Regions from separate parts of the Mus musculus genome. Here region 2 is linked to region 1. The links are chromatin contacts, found by Hi-C or POLR2A ChIA-PET in ENCODE. All regions are on one chromosome and are shown on one strand. The core of a region is the stretch at or near the end of the contact, and the rest is flanking DNA. Distances in the headings are between cores, read along the strand shown.

What was found. A loop is a pair of places that touch in the nucleus more often than their neighbours do. ChIA-PET counts read pairs that join two places held with the same protein, here RNA polymerase II (POLR2A).
Region 2: a loop to region 1 is called in a map of left cerebral cortex, with 4 times the contacts of the local background. The contact joins the enhancer-like site here to the promoter of 4632428C04Rik in region 1. A Hi-C loop is called at or near these places in 3 of 37 maps with a recorded cell type or tissue (all left cerebral cortex). POLR2A ChIA-PET finds 5 or more read pairs at or near these places in 1 of 5 experiments (Patski).

Annotation. Positions count from the first base shown.
Region 1 is chr16:30,005,773-30,012,374 of GRCm38, forward strand. It overlaps 4632428C04Rik (RIKEN cDNA 4632428C04 gene), which reads left to right and starts at 2,895. Exons shown (of 3, transcript NR_033631.1): 1 at 2,895-2,958.
Region 2 is chr16:29,836,017-29,841,917 of GRCm38, forward strand. All of the region lies in intron 2 of Gm32679 (a long non-coding RNA gene), which reads right to left. Among named protein-coding and RNA genes, the nearest start is that of Gm32679, 11 kb to the right of the region's middle. Within about 2 kb of position 3,631, at least 2 of the 3 ENCODE cell types and tissues checked have a DNase peak (open chromatin) inside an H3K27ac peak, as active enhancers do.

The sequences.
Region 1 (6,602 bases), core at 1,645-4,144:
CCCTATAGTTTGTGTCTCCCAGCCAAAGACTTGATTCCTGTCCACAGCATCGGATTGCTTCAAGGTCCTGGGGTGGTCAAAGCAGGGTCATTATTATTGAAAATGCTCACTTGAATGTATAATCAGAGTACCATCTTTAACATTCATAGAAGCAGCAACGAAAGTACTCAGACGTATCATGCCTTCCCATGCAGCATTGTCTCTATGCCTCAGGATTCAGGCTGCATCTGCTGGCCAGTTGCACATGGGCTAACCTTGGCCAAGCTACACCAGAGTATGTGTGGGGTAGGTGTCTTGACAGGGTCACTGTTAGAAGCTCCAGGTGACAAGTGTCTCTGTTCTTTCTCTCTGTTACCCGCTGGCCACAGACTAGCTTGTAGACCTAACCTAAGCTTGTTCCCACCCAGCACTTAGGTGCCGCGGGTAGGAGTAGCAAGTTCATCGCCCACCATGGAATCAGACAAGAGCCACATCTGACTCGTCGGTTCCTGCAAACTACTAGGTAAGCCCTGGCTGATCGCTTGACTTTACCCAGCCTCAGTTTTCCCACCTGTGTATTGGAACTAGGTTTCCTGTGCCTTGTGCCCTTGGAAGCATTCCCACAGCTTTGGTGTGGCCACACCATTCCAAAGACTTGTTCTTCCACGCCCTGCCCCTCACTTTCTCCAGCTGTTTTCAGGCATGTCACAATGTCACACTACAAACCCAGCATCCCAATTTCTGCAGAATCTGTAGCATCCCTTTTTTTTTTTTAATTGACTTCCCTCACAGCAGTCTTCCAAGACAAACATGCTTGCCCCTTGATGCTTGCTAGTTCTGGCCTCTATTTATGCCCATATTTCTGGCACCAAGCAGGCCAAACACACATCGGCTTCAGCATCTGCTTCTTGGAACCCACCTAGGTCTACTGCTGTGGACTGAACTCTCTCCTGAAAACACAAGTCAAAATCTAACCCCTAACGTAACAGTATTCGGAAGCAGATCTTTGTAGAAACCGTTTGAGGTCTTAAGAACAGTATCCCCCATCTAACAGGGCTAGTGTCCTTATAAAAAGGCATGATCGAGCCCTCTGCCATGGGAGGACACAGAGAAAGTAGCTGCTGTGGCGACAATTCTGGAATTTCAGATTCTTTAAATAACACAGAAATGTTATGAGAAAGTGTTCTTGTTTTAATCCCAGTGTGGGGCTGTGGGGCTGCTTCAGATTGTCTGCAGCAGCTGACGTGATTTCCTCGTGCCCTAACAGAGGCACAGTTTTGCCAGCTGCAGACAATTTCTGCAGTTGTGTGACCTCTGGAATTCTGGGAACTTTTCAGAGGGTATGTAAATGCTAGAGCCACAATAGGCAGGGTGGGTGGGGTTTTGGATGCAGTTTTCTCATACTCAGAGAAGAAACAAAAGGAAAGAATTAGATTCAAGGATCTCTGTCTCCCCTTTATCCTTTCCTTCTTATCTAGTGATAGGTAGTGAAAAGGGGGTGGAGGAATAAAGGATGGGAAAAAGAAGAATCCACAAAAAGCGAAGACTATCTACAAACTGCCTATAAGCCAAGGAAGAGGGACTTCAGGGGAATTGAGTCACCTGTGCCTTATTCTTTGACTTCAACATCCAGAACTGGGCGTCAGTCAATGTCTGCCGCCAGTCTATGGTATTTTAGCAATTGTATATGGATTAATGACAGGGATCTCTCACTGACCTTATCATTATGGGAACTTCATAGAGTGCACTTATACAAAGTAAGATGGGTAAGGTGTCACTAGATGACATACTCTTTTGAGAACCACTGCCATGATGCATCCTGTCGTTAACTGGAGTTTCATTATTCAAAGCTTATAGCGCACCAAATACCACCGAATGCATTCTTTTCCCCCTTTTTTTCTTTTCTTCTTCCTCCTCCCTCTCTTCTTCATTAGATTCCCCAATAGAAAGCAGAGGCTGGCCTCAAACTTGTGATCTTCTTGCTTCCTACGTGCTGGGATCATAGGCCTGTGGCACCACACCCTACTCAGATTTATGTTCTGCAGGTGAGGGGAGAGATTTGAGATGGCAAGATTAGCCTGACCGAGGTCACATGTCTGGGCAATGAGGTTCTGAACCTGTGATAAATGGTATTGACAAGTGTTCATGTGGGGGTGCACTCAATCTGCAGAGTGGCTGTCACATGCAGAATTCAGTGTTGTTCATGGGGGGGGGGGGGTACATAGAAGGGTAGCCCGTCTTTGAATAAGAAGTTGCAGGAGAGAGAAAGACTAGTTAGGCAGGCCATGACCGGTACAGAGCGGGGACAGAAATCAAGTGCATGGGGACTTCAGGAGAGGCAGCTGTTGAACTGGATTAGGTTAGCCTGGGAAGAACCACAGAAGTGAGACCTCATCGCCCACTGTGAAGAACAGGCAGGGAGAAAAAACAGAAACAGATCATGCTGGAGGAGAGCTGGGTACAGCAGAGACCCCACCCAGGTCCCGAGCCTCCTACGGGGGTGGCATACACACACACACACACACACACACCTCGACCCCTCAGAAAGCAGCAGAGGCTGATGCTAGGTGAAGACCCTGGATCCCTGGACCCCGAGGTTTGCCCCCACCCCCATCTGATTTCGTCCCAACTGCCCTGGAAGGCAGCGACACCACAAGGAGCCTTGGCTGAAGAGACACTTGGCCACGGAGTGGAGAGCCAGGCTCGGAACAAGGTGCACTGCGCTGTCTCCAGTCTTGCATGGCTGCCACCCAGAATGTGACTTTGCCTACATCTCCCTGCATGGCTAGGCATTGGAAACCTTGTCCCTGGCTGACTTCTGGACCCATGTGACTCTCATCCAATGACTAGAGGGGAGGCTGCCCCCGCGTTGAGGTGCAGGGCTCTTGCCTAGCTCTCCGGGGGAAGGGTCAGGCAGAGTGGAACCTCCTGTTCAGGGCTGGCAAGGTCCAGACTGGAGCTGTCACACAACCCCATGAGGTCAGTCCCCTGCATAGCCCTCAGTTCTCTGGCCCTTTCCCGGAAAGAGGTCACCGCCCAGGAGCTCTCAGAACAGGGGCTCTCTGTGTCTAAGGCCGGCCTGGTGGAGCAGGAGGATGCATAAGGCCAGCGGGGGCAAAAGAAGGGCGTGCTGGGCCACTCGCTGCGGGTGGCGCCGCAGCCCCGGGTCGCCGGCAGGGACCGGCGTGTGGGCGGAGAGGCGGCGCGCGCTCGGAAGTGGCCCCGGGCGGCCTCCCAGGCGGGCGGCTCCTGTTTCCCGGCTCCCGGGCGGGCGGGCGCGGGCCAGCTGCTGGGAGGTGAGCGGAGCAGCGTTTTCCCACAGTCTGGGGCGGTGACACATGGCGCTCACACATTCCACAGCCGGCGGCCGCGCCAGGCCTGGCGGTGAGTCAAGGCAGCGCGGGGAGCTGCCGAGAGCAGGTTCCGACTTTGGCACCCGGCGCGCCGCCTTCCCGCCTTGCCCAGCCCGGCGGGGGCGGAGGGGGGAGGGGGACGCCGGTTAACCCTTGGCTACCTAGGCGTACAGCAGCAGAGGCTCCGATGCTTGTCCATTGAGGGGGGACAGAGGGGTGGGGGATACATCACCACGGCGGATACCTACACACCCTGTGTTCCTTGTGCGTTCTTTGCTTTTTTTAGACCGGGGGGGGGGGGGGGGAGGGGGTATCTGTAATCCAAACTAGTCTGAATTCATTGTGGCTTCAAACTCCTGGTGATGCTCCTAGTTACAAAGCAGAAAACCAGAGAAGTTGCTCGTTAGAGACGGTGCCACTTCTGGCTTTTAGATTCAGACACGAACTGCCAGAAAGACTGGAGGGGTGAGGGGAAGGCTTTTATCGTTACTGTCCCTTCATCTAGAGTCTCGCTTCTGAGTCTGACCACTGTGGCCAGGCCCAGCTCCCGTGTGTTTATTGACTGGATCAAAAGTCTAGGTCGCAGTTCCTTCTGGCAGTCGTTGTACAGATAGAAGCAAACAGCTGGAAGCCTGCGCGGACAAATGCACACCCACATAACCACACACTTTAAAAAAGGCGGGGGACTGTGACTGTGGTGGGTGTTGTCCCCATGGGAAGGCTGAGCACTCCAACCTTGGCTTCCCTTGGGCGTGTGTGAACTCTACATGACTTCTGCAGCTGTTGCTGCGTGCATCCCCACCCCGATCTGCATCTACCTATTCTGAGACCACACAAGCCCGCAGCTTTCATCAGACTTGAAGGTCCCACAGACCAAGGTTCAAAGTTCGCGCTTTTTTTTTTTTTTTTTTTTTGAGTCAGGGTCTTACTAATGTAGCCTAGGTTGACCCTGAAACTTACAGGAGCGTGCCACCACACCCAGCACCTGGTTTATCATTAAAGAGACTTAGGTGAAACCATCTGCCAGAAGTTTGGGACCTGTAAATGTCACCTCGGTGTCTAGATGTAGTTCAGGTTATCCCACACACACAGCCTTTGCTCTCACTACCCCATAGCACTCACTTGTGAGCCCCCCCCCCCCCCCCGCCCCCGGACCTGCCCAATCGCCATTTGCATCTTCCACAGCTCAGATTCTGTAGACCCTGGTAGGACTTTTCGAACTCTTCTTGGTTGGGGAAATAAACCACCCCTGCCCTGTGACTCAGTCAGTTAAGTGCTCAGTTATGCTAGTGTGTCAAAGGACCAACCGAGATGTCCCCTCTGGAGATCCACAGTCAACGGGGTATATGCTAGGTCATTCAGCCAGCATGAAGCACGGCTCCAGAGGAGACACAGCAGACGCTGATGGCGCCAGTGGACACTGAGAGAAGCAGAGGAAGAGGAAGGTTACTCTGAAGTCCCATGATCTCCAGTTGGGGCTCTCAATCAAGCAATTAGAAAGTCTCCTAAGGAGTTAATTCTATCCTAGTGTGATAAAGGATGAATGGACCAGGTAGGGGTCCTGCCTCAGGGCTCTTGGTCTCATTGCCACCATGATTGGTCAGTTTTCACCCATCTGCAATGGTATAGAAGTGCTACCACACAGCCTACTCTGCTCCAGTTTGCCTCATTCCACACAGCTTGATGGTTTCAAGATGTGGCCACATTGCTGCACATTGTCTCAGGAGGTCATTCCTTTTCGTCCCTGAGTGGCATTCCATCCTGGGTCTAGTGCAGATCACTTCTCAGTCCTCTTGCCTTTAAGTCTGGGCCTCGAGAAACAGAGCTCATTCACACAGGGAGCTTTTGGAGATATATTTCTATTTCTCCTAAAAAATGCCCAGGAGTAGGGTTGTCGGGTCACATTACAGATGCATGGTGGGTAGAGATGAACGGGGACCAGCTAGCAAATGCCACCTGGGCCATCCCATCCCATCTCTGATTTCAGTGATGTTGTGCTGACATCTTTAAACTGGTTATTGTAGGAGAGTTTACAGCAGGAAGCAGTCGGTTCTAGTAATCAGGTTTGCTTTCCTTATGAACCGTCCACTGTTAAAACCATAACAAATACCACCTACTTGCTGTATTCAACCCTTTCTTTCTCTCTCTCTCTCTCTCTCTCTCTCTCTCTCTCTCTCTCTCTCTCTCTTTCTTTCTTTCTTTCTTTGAGACAGGGTCATGTAGGGAGCTACACAATCCTGGCTGTCCTAGAATCCACTATGTAGATCAGCCTGGTCTTGAACTCACAGAGATCTTCCTGCCTCTGCCTCCTGAGTTCAGGATTAAAAGCATGCACCAGCACGCCTAGCCTGTGTTCGACTCATAAAGCAAATGCAGCATTCCAAATGTCTGCATCACCTCCAATCCATCGCCCCACATCCTCTCCTGCATCTGGCATCGTGAAGTTTTTATTTTAGCCATTGTCCTTTGATTGGCATTCTTTGGAAGCTGATGGCAGTAGAGGCCTTCTCCTGTGCTGACCGTGGCTACTTGCACATCTTCTCTCGTAAGGGCCATTTAAAACCTTGCATTTCTCTCTGTGTGTTCTTGAGCAGCAAGAGTCCTAGTGTGTCTTGCATGTCTGACCTCTGACCCGTGTACATGTGTGAGTATTTTTTCCGGGTCTGTGTCTGCCTGTTTACATTCTTGATGGCATTTTGGGTATATGCAAAGACGGGTGTACCTTTGCGATGTTGTTATTTGTTAATGTCTGGCTCCCGTTTTCTTTGTCAAACATAAAGCATCAAGTTATACTTTCTCAGTGTGGAGGAACGGAGGAATGGCCTTTAAGGTATCTGTCTGGAGAGCTGCTCATGGCACCTGTGCTTTCCGTGTGTCTCCAAAAGGCACATCTGGAAACTTTATGCTCAATAAAGCAAGGTTGGGGAGCAGGGCGGTGGCCTAATGAGGCATGAGGCCGTGAGGGAAGAGTGGACAGGTTGTTGCTACCAGCTTAGGTTAGTTGTGAGCATCGTGGTCCAGCCTGCTTGTAATGTGTGCTTGTGTGTTTGTGCTTGTGTATTTGTGTGTTTGTGTGTGCATGTACGAATCTCTCCCTCTTTTCATCTTTCCACTACAAGATGACACAGTAAGGCATTCACCAGATGCTGGTTCCTTCGCCTTGGCCTTTCCAGACTCCATGAGCCAATACATTTATGCTCATTAAAAATTTGCCCAACTATGGTCTTTTGCTACAGAGCATAAGATAGACCAAGACAAAGGCACAACACA
Region 2 (5,901 bases), core at 2,381-4,880, 170 kb before region 1:
TATCTTTTCTTCTATCCTAGATACTCCTTGTCACCCTGAATTCTTACCTTCTGTTTCCAAACAGTAAGAGTTACAGCAAACAATTGGTCTCTGTCATGATGCAAATGAAGAAGAGCTGTGTGTGTGTGTGTGTGTGTGTACACAAAACCGACAGTGACGAAAACCTCAAAGTAACCTGGGGGTGTGCGTGTGGGACCAACCTAAGTGAATCCCAGCAGACAAGATGGTCTAGTCATGTCTCCATTTTTTGTGGAGTTTCTCTCCCCCCCGCCCCCCCCCCCCAAAGACCAGGAGCCCTGCTATTTCAGGGCTTTTTTGGCCTCTGATATTCTCTTACTCAAGATATGAAGGTGAGCCTGCCATTTGGCCACATTAGGGAAAGCTAAACAACTATAACAAATCACCCCCAAATCTTAGAGGCTCCATACAATGTTTATTTCTTGCTGGGGCAAACACTACACACTTAGCTCTGTCTTCATGCTACCTTGGGAGCCTAAGGTGCTTCCATCTGCCACTGCCTGCAGTGTAATCCTGGACTGGACAAAGAACTTCACTTCCATGAACTCAAATTCTTCACTTACAGGATGGAGCTGGTGTCCCTGCCCACGTAGCACATAGCACTATTGTGGCTGTCAGTGCTTAATAAATAATCATTATAATTATAAAAGCAATTGGCATTTATTAAATTCTTATTAAAGGCATATTGCTGTATATTTGATGGACATTATTTCACTTAGTCCTATGATAACACTGTCACAAAGTTCTACTACTATTGCTCTAGCTAAAAGGTGGGAGGGATATTTACACTCAGATATGAAATACAACTGTAGTGTATCTGCCCCCCCCCCCCCCCCCCAAAATCAGGCTTTGTATCTTACTGATCTTCCTTTTAGCAACACGATTGGCCCAGACGTAATGAACATTCCCCACCTCCACTCTGGTATCCAGCCTCATGTCATCTTAGAGAGCGTGCTCAGGGCTCAGAGCACAATAGATGCTTAGGAAATAATTGTCCAGTCTGTGTGATCTGCCTTCACACTGCAAATTACTATGGGGAAAATAGTCCCGTGTTATTTTCTTTTTCTCTTCAGAGCTATACCAAAATCACAGGTGCAACGCAGAGGGCCACTGAGTCCAGAATGTTGACAGCCTCACAGCCCAGAGTGGAGAAACCTGCTAGCTGCAGTCTGTCAGCTTTCCTGGTGAAAGCCTGGAGCGGGCTGATGCCTGCTCCCTCTTGGCCAGTTCCCAGGCATGTGGGTCGCCTATACAAGTCTTAATCAAGTCATCATATCTAGCCAGTGTCTCCTGGATCCCGTCACTTCTGAATGAGAAAAAAAATTGCGGACAAATTTCTATCAGCAGGAAGTTGGTGCTCTCCTGCGAGGCTGGATGAAAAGCCCCTGTGACGTCAGCAGTCTCCTGCCTTCCCACGCCTGCTGCGAGCTTTGAAGCTGCGGGCTTCTCTGTTTATGCCCCTAGCAGACCACCTGCCCCTCTGAGTCCCGTTCAGGCCCCACAACTGCTTGGGCTGCTCGGGATGAGCCCAAAGCGTCCTAATTATGGACATTGCTGGCTTGTTCTGGTCAAGTAAGAAGGGTCTGCCCCACATCAAGAAACTCACCGGCACCAGCGAACCCTGGCCTCGCCATTGTCCCCGCAGTAAGGAGCATTTGATTGAGGGCCAGGACAGTTTGCTGGAACTTATAAAAGCCCTGTTTGAAGGAAGGGGCTGCCTGGCCTCCCTCTACACGACCGATACTTTCCAATTTGTAATAAAGACTGTGAGAGATAAACCAAAAACACTGCTCGCGCTTCATCAGATTTTTTTTTTTTTTTTTTTTTTTTTGCGTCCTTCCCAACAGAGTTTTGCTGGAGAAAAAGAGCTGAGGGGATAAAGATATTGCTAGAGCTTAATGCCATAAATCTGATTAATCTACCTTGTGACAGTCGTCACAAAAAAGTTAAGGGTCAGAGTCTTGCCTGAGACCTGACCTTTCACCTGCAGCCAAGGCGGTCACAATGGGGGCCTACAGGCCTTTCACCGCTACCTGCTGCTTTGGACAATGCAATTGGACACAGTGTTCAACAAGATGGAGAATACCTCAGGGCCCAGTCCCTTCTTCTGTCTGTGGACAGCAAAGCATCCAGGACAGCATATTCACTTTCCAGATGGGAAGAGACAGGAGCCACCTCTGGGATTCAGGGACAGAAAACACAAATAGACGACTCTCCGTGGTGCATTTGCAAACTTACATTTAATGTCTTATAGAATATTTAAAGTTAATCAAGTCTGGGTCCTTTGCTAAGGAAACATGAGGGTCCACGATGCTCTTCATACAGGATGCAGTCAATGCCTAAGATGGTGAATCGTCCTTCCTGCCTGCTCATAGGGGGACTAATGGGCACTTGTAATAATACATTACACAAAGGAAGATATACAAGAAAAGAATCTAGATCTCCTAGTCTGGGGAAAGCGGACCGAGCCTCGCGTGACTCTTTTGCTTCCGTTCCACTTTTTTGTTTTGAGACAAGGTCTCCAACGACTTTGAACTTTTTTTTTTTAAAGATTTATTTATTTATTTATTTATTTTATGTATATGAGTACACTGTAGCTGTACAGATGTTTGTGAACTCAGGACCTCTACTCGCTTTGACCCAGCTGGCTCCAGCCCTGCTCATTCCAGCCCAAAGATTTATTTATCATTATTTGTAAGTACACTGTAGCTGTCTTGAGACACACCAGAAGAGGGCGTCAGATCTCATTATGGATGGCTGTGAGCCACCATGTGGTTGCTGGGATTTGAACTCAGGACCTTCGGAAGAGCAGTCAGTGCTCTTACCTGCTGAGCCATCTCACCAGCCTGACCTTGAATTCCTGATCTTTCTGCCCCTACTTCCTAAGTCCTGGCTGTCCAGGCAAGAGTCACTACATATGGCTTTCATCTTTTGTTCGTTTTTGTTTGTTTGTTTGTTTGAGACAGAGTTTCTCTGTATAACCAGCTCTGGCTGTCCTGGACTCACTTTGTAAACCAGGCTGGACTCGAACTCACAGAGATCCTCCTCTCTCTGCCAACCAAGTGCTAGTATCAAAGACGCGCCCCACCACGCCCAGCTGGCCTGAATCTCTTAAATTTCATCAGTGCACCCGAGGAATGGTGAAGAGATCCATGCCCCCTCTATTGACGTTCGCATTCACGTTTTCTTTAAAAAAAAAAAAAAAAAAAAAAAAATTCCTCAGACTGAGCAGTCTGAGCAAGTAAGGCTCTACTAGCTTATCTAAGCGCCCCGCCCCCACTTGCCAGTTGCGGTAGTGCGGTCTGCGAACAGCTAAGACACTTCCCAAGGTTTCTGTGTCCCCGCATGTTGCCACCCTGTGCTGCCAGCAACGCTTGCAGCTTTCTGGTTTTGTATTTCATCTCAGCCTTAGCAGGATGTGTGAGCAGAGAGAGCATCTGGCAGAATGGCACCGCGAAATGGGAACCAGACGCTCGGTCGAGCGCCACCGAGAGCTGTTTATCCGTGGAATTAACCTTTTGTTCTGCGTTTGCTCTGTGGTAGGCTTGCACTGTGCTTTTAAATTCGCACCCTGCCCCGTGTCTCCAAGAGGCAGCCTGGTTCTGCTGAGTCAGCGCTTCTCGGGCCTGGCAGAGGCGACTCGGAGCAACTGGTAGCAAGAAAAGCTTGCAGCAGCCCCCTCTGGCAGTCACCTTTGGCTCCCTGTAGATTTACGACGGCAGCAGATGGGCCCAGGTGGACTCAAGTGAGAGTCTCAGACAGGCCCAGTTCCTCTGACTACTGTAATTGTGTCTAGACCAGAGGGAAGGCGCGCACACCTCCTGAATGCACTTTGAAACAACTCAAAAGTGTGAAAGGAATTTACTACCACAGGAAGGTCTGGTCCAGGCAAGACACCAGAATGGGTCCAGAGGAAAGGAGGGAAAGCAGGAAGGAAGGAAGGGAGGGAGGGAGGGAGGGAGGAAGGAAGGAGAGGGGGAAGGAGAGAAGGAGTGAGAGGGAAGGAAGGAGAGAGGGAGACAAGAGCTAAATTAGCCCAGATACCATCTTCCCTACCAGTCTGACTCGCAGGTAGTAATGCTTACTGATAGTCAGGCAGATTACTTCTCATGATTCAGCTCTGCGAGGGACAGCCTACCTTCGTGTGTCCGTCTGGAGGATCAGATGGTGCTGGGCATAATACCAGGGGAGGTGGCAGCAGTAATCCATGATCTTGATAGGTTTACATGGAAGCTCCCTCCAGATAGGAAACAGATCAAAGGGCCCCGGCTCTGGTTAAAGAACTAGGTGGCCAGGGGCCCAACGTCCTGCTACCTTGCTTCCCCCTTTCTCCATCAGTGGGCCCACCTAAGGGGAGACCCCTGAGAAGAGTTAGTTCTAGCAGCAGTACAAGACACCCTAGGTGAACTGTATTTCTGGGTTTTCCACCAAAGGGGATCATAGGTTGCTGGGGTCAGAGGAGAAGAAGAGGGAAGCAAGCTTGGGGCTGGGGGTCTCCCTGTGGCAGATACACATTTCCAGGCTATAGCGTGCTGCATGTGACCAAAACTTCCTTGAACTGCACCCGTGGCCCCACATCCAGATAACCAGGCTTCATCTGGGTGCCATGTGTCTGGTGTCTCAGAGATTTCATTTTAACATTGAAAATATAAACATCACAGTAAGGGGAAGGCTTCATCTAGTCACCTTATGCTTATGAAAAAGGTTTTCTTGTGACTTACAGACAAGAAAACTAGATAATAAGCTGTGTGTTCTCCAAGAGGCTTAGAGCTTGGTGCTGGTGTTCAATAGGACAAACTTGACATTTGGGAAACTACATTTTAGTGACGAAATTGGTGAGAGGCTAAGATAGCATTTGAATAGATGAAAAAAAAAATGTGAGCAAAATACTGTTTCGGAAGAGCATCCAGTCTGGCAACTTATTACCAAATGCTGGCATCTGGAGAGATCTGATTTGACAATTTGGTTGAGAAAAAAAAAAAAAAAACAGAGATGGACTTGAAAAACAAGAAGGGATTTTTACGTGGCCCAGGAAAGCTGTCCCCCAAATTCCAAGGATCCAGAGTTGATCATCCATAGAGTTCAGGTAATGTAAAGGGCAGAGGGGGTCCAGAAATATCCTAGAAGGGTGTCTGGGGAAGAAGAGAGGGAAAGCTCTTCAGTGAACTCCACAAGGCAGTCAGCGGTGGAGGGAAGAAGGCCAGAGAGAGCTGCCAGCGGCTGTGATGTGGCCGTATGGCCGAGAGGAAATGGCTCTCCCAACCTGCTATTAAAGCAGCTGTGGTCAGACCCATGGTGACAGCTCAGTGCTGGCATGGAGCACAAGATGCTGGCTGGCCCTGGCCATTAGGATTAGTGGGAAGACAGCTCTCCCAAGCCCTGGCTGGACCTGGATACACTCTGCAAACTCACTCTAGTGCTTAACTGCTCTGTACCCACCTAGTCTCTCCCTGCCTGGATGGCTGATGTTATACCTTCCTTTCTACAGCTAAAATCTTGCTTAAACCTGCCACCCTCCTACAGGTTTGCACAAAGTAAAACATTCAGACCTTAAATGCTCAGTGAAGTTTGACAAATGAATGTGCCCATGTGATCTAGCACCCAGTCAGAAACATTTCTACCACCCTGGGAGTTTTCTTCATTCTCTATCCTTGTGTCCCTCTGTCTGCATAGAGCATAAAGCAAACGGTAACCTGGCTTCCTATTCCCAGATTGGATGTTTTCCTCTACAGTGTCACAGAAGTAGAATGGTGTGACGTGCCCTCCTTTCTGGCCGGCTTCCTTTGTTTGGTGTGCTTTCTGAGGCCTGTGTTATTGCATGCTCCAGTGGTGGGTTCTTCTTTTCTTTGTTTGGTCTGGATGTTATTTCATGGCATGGATGTA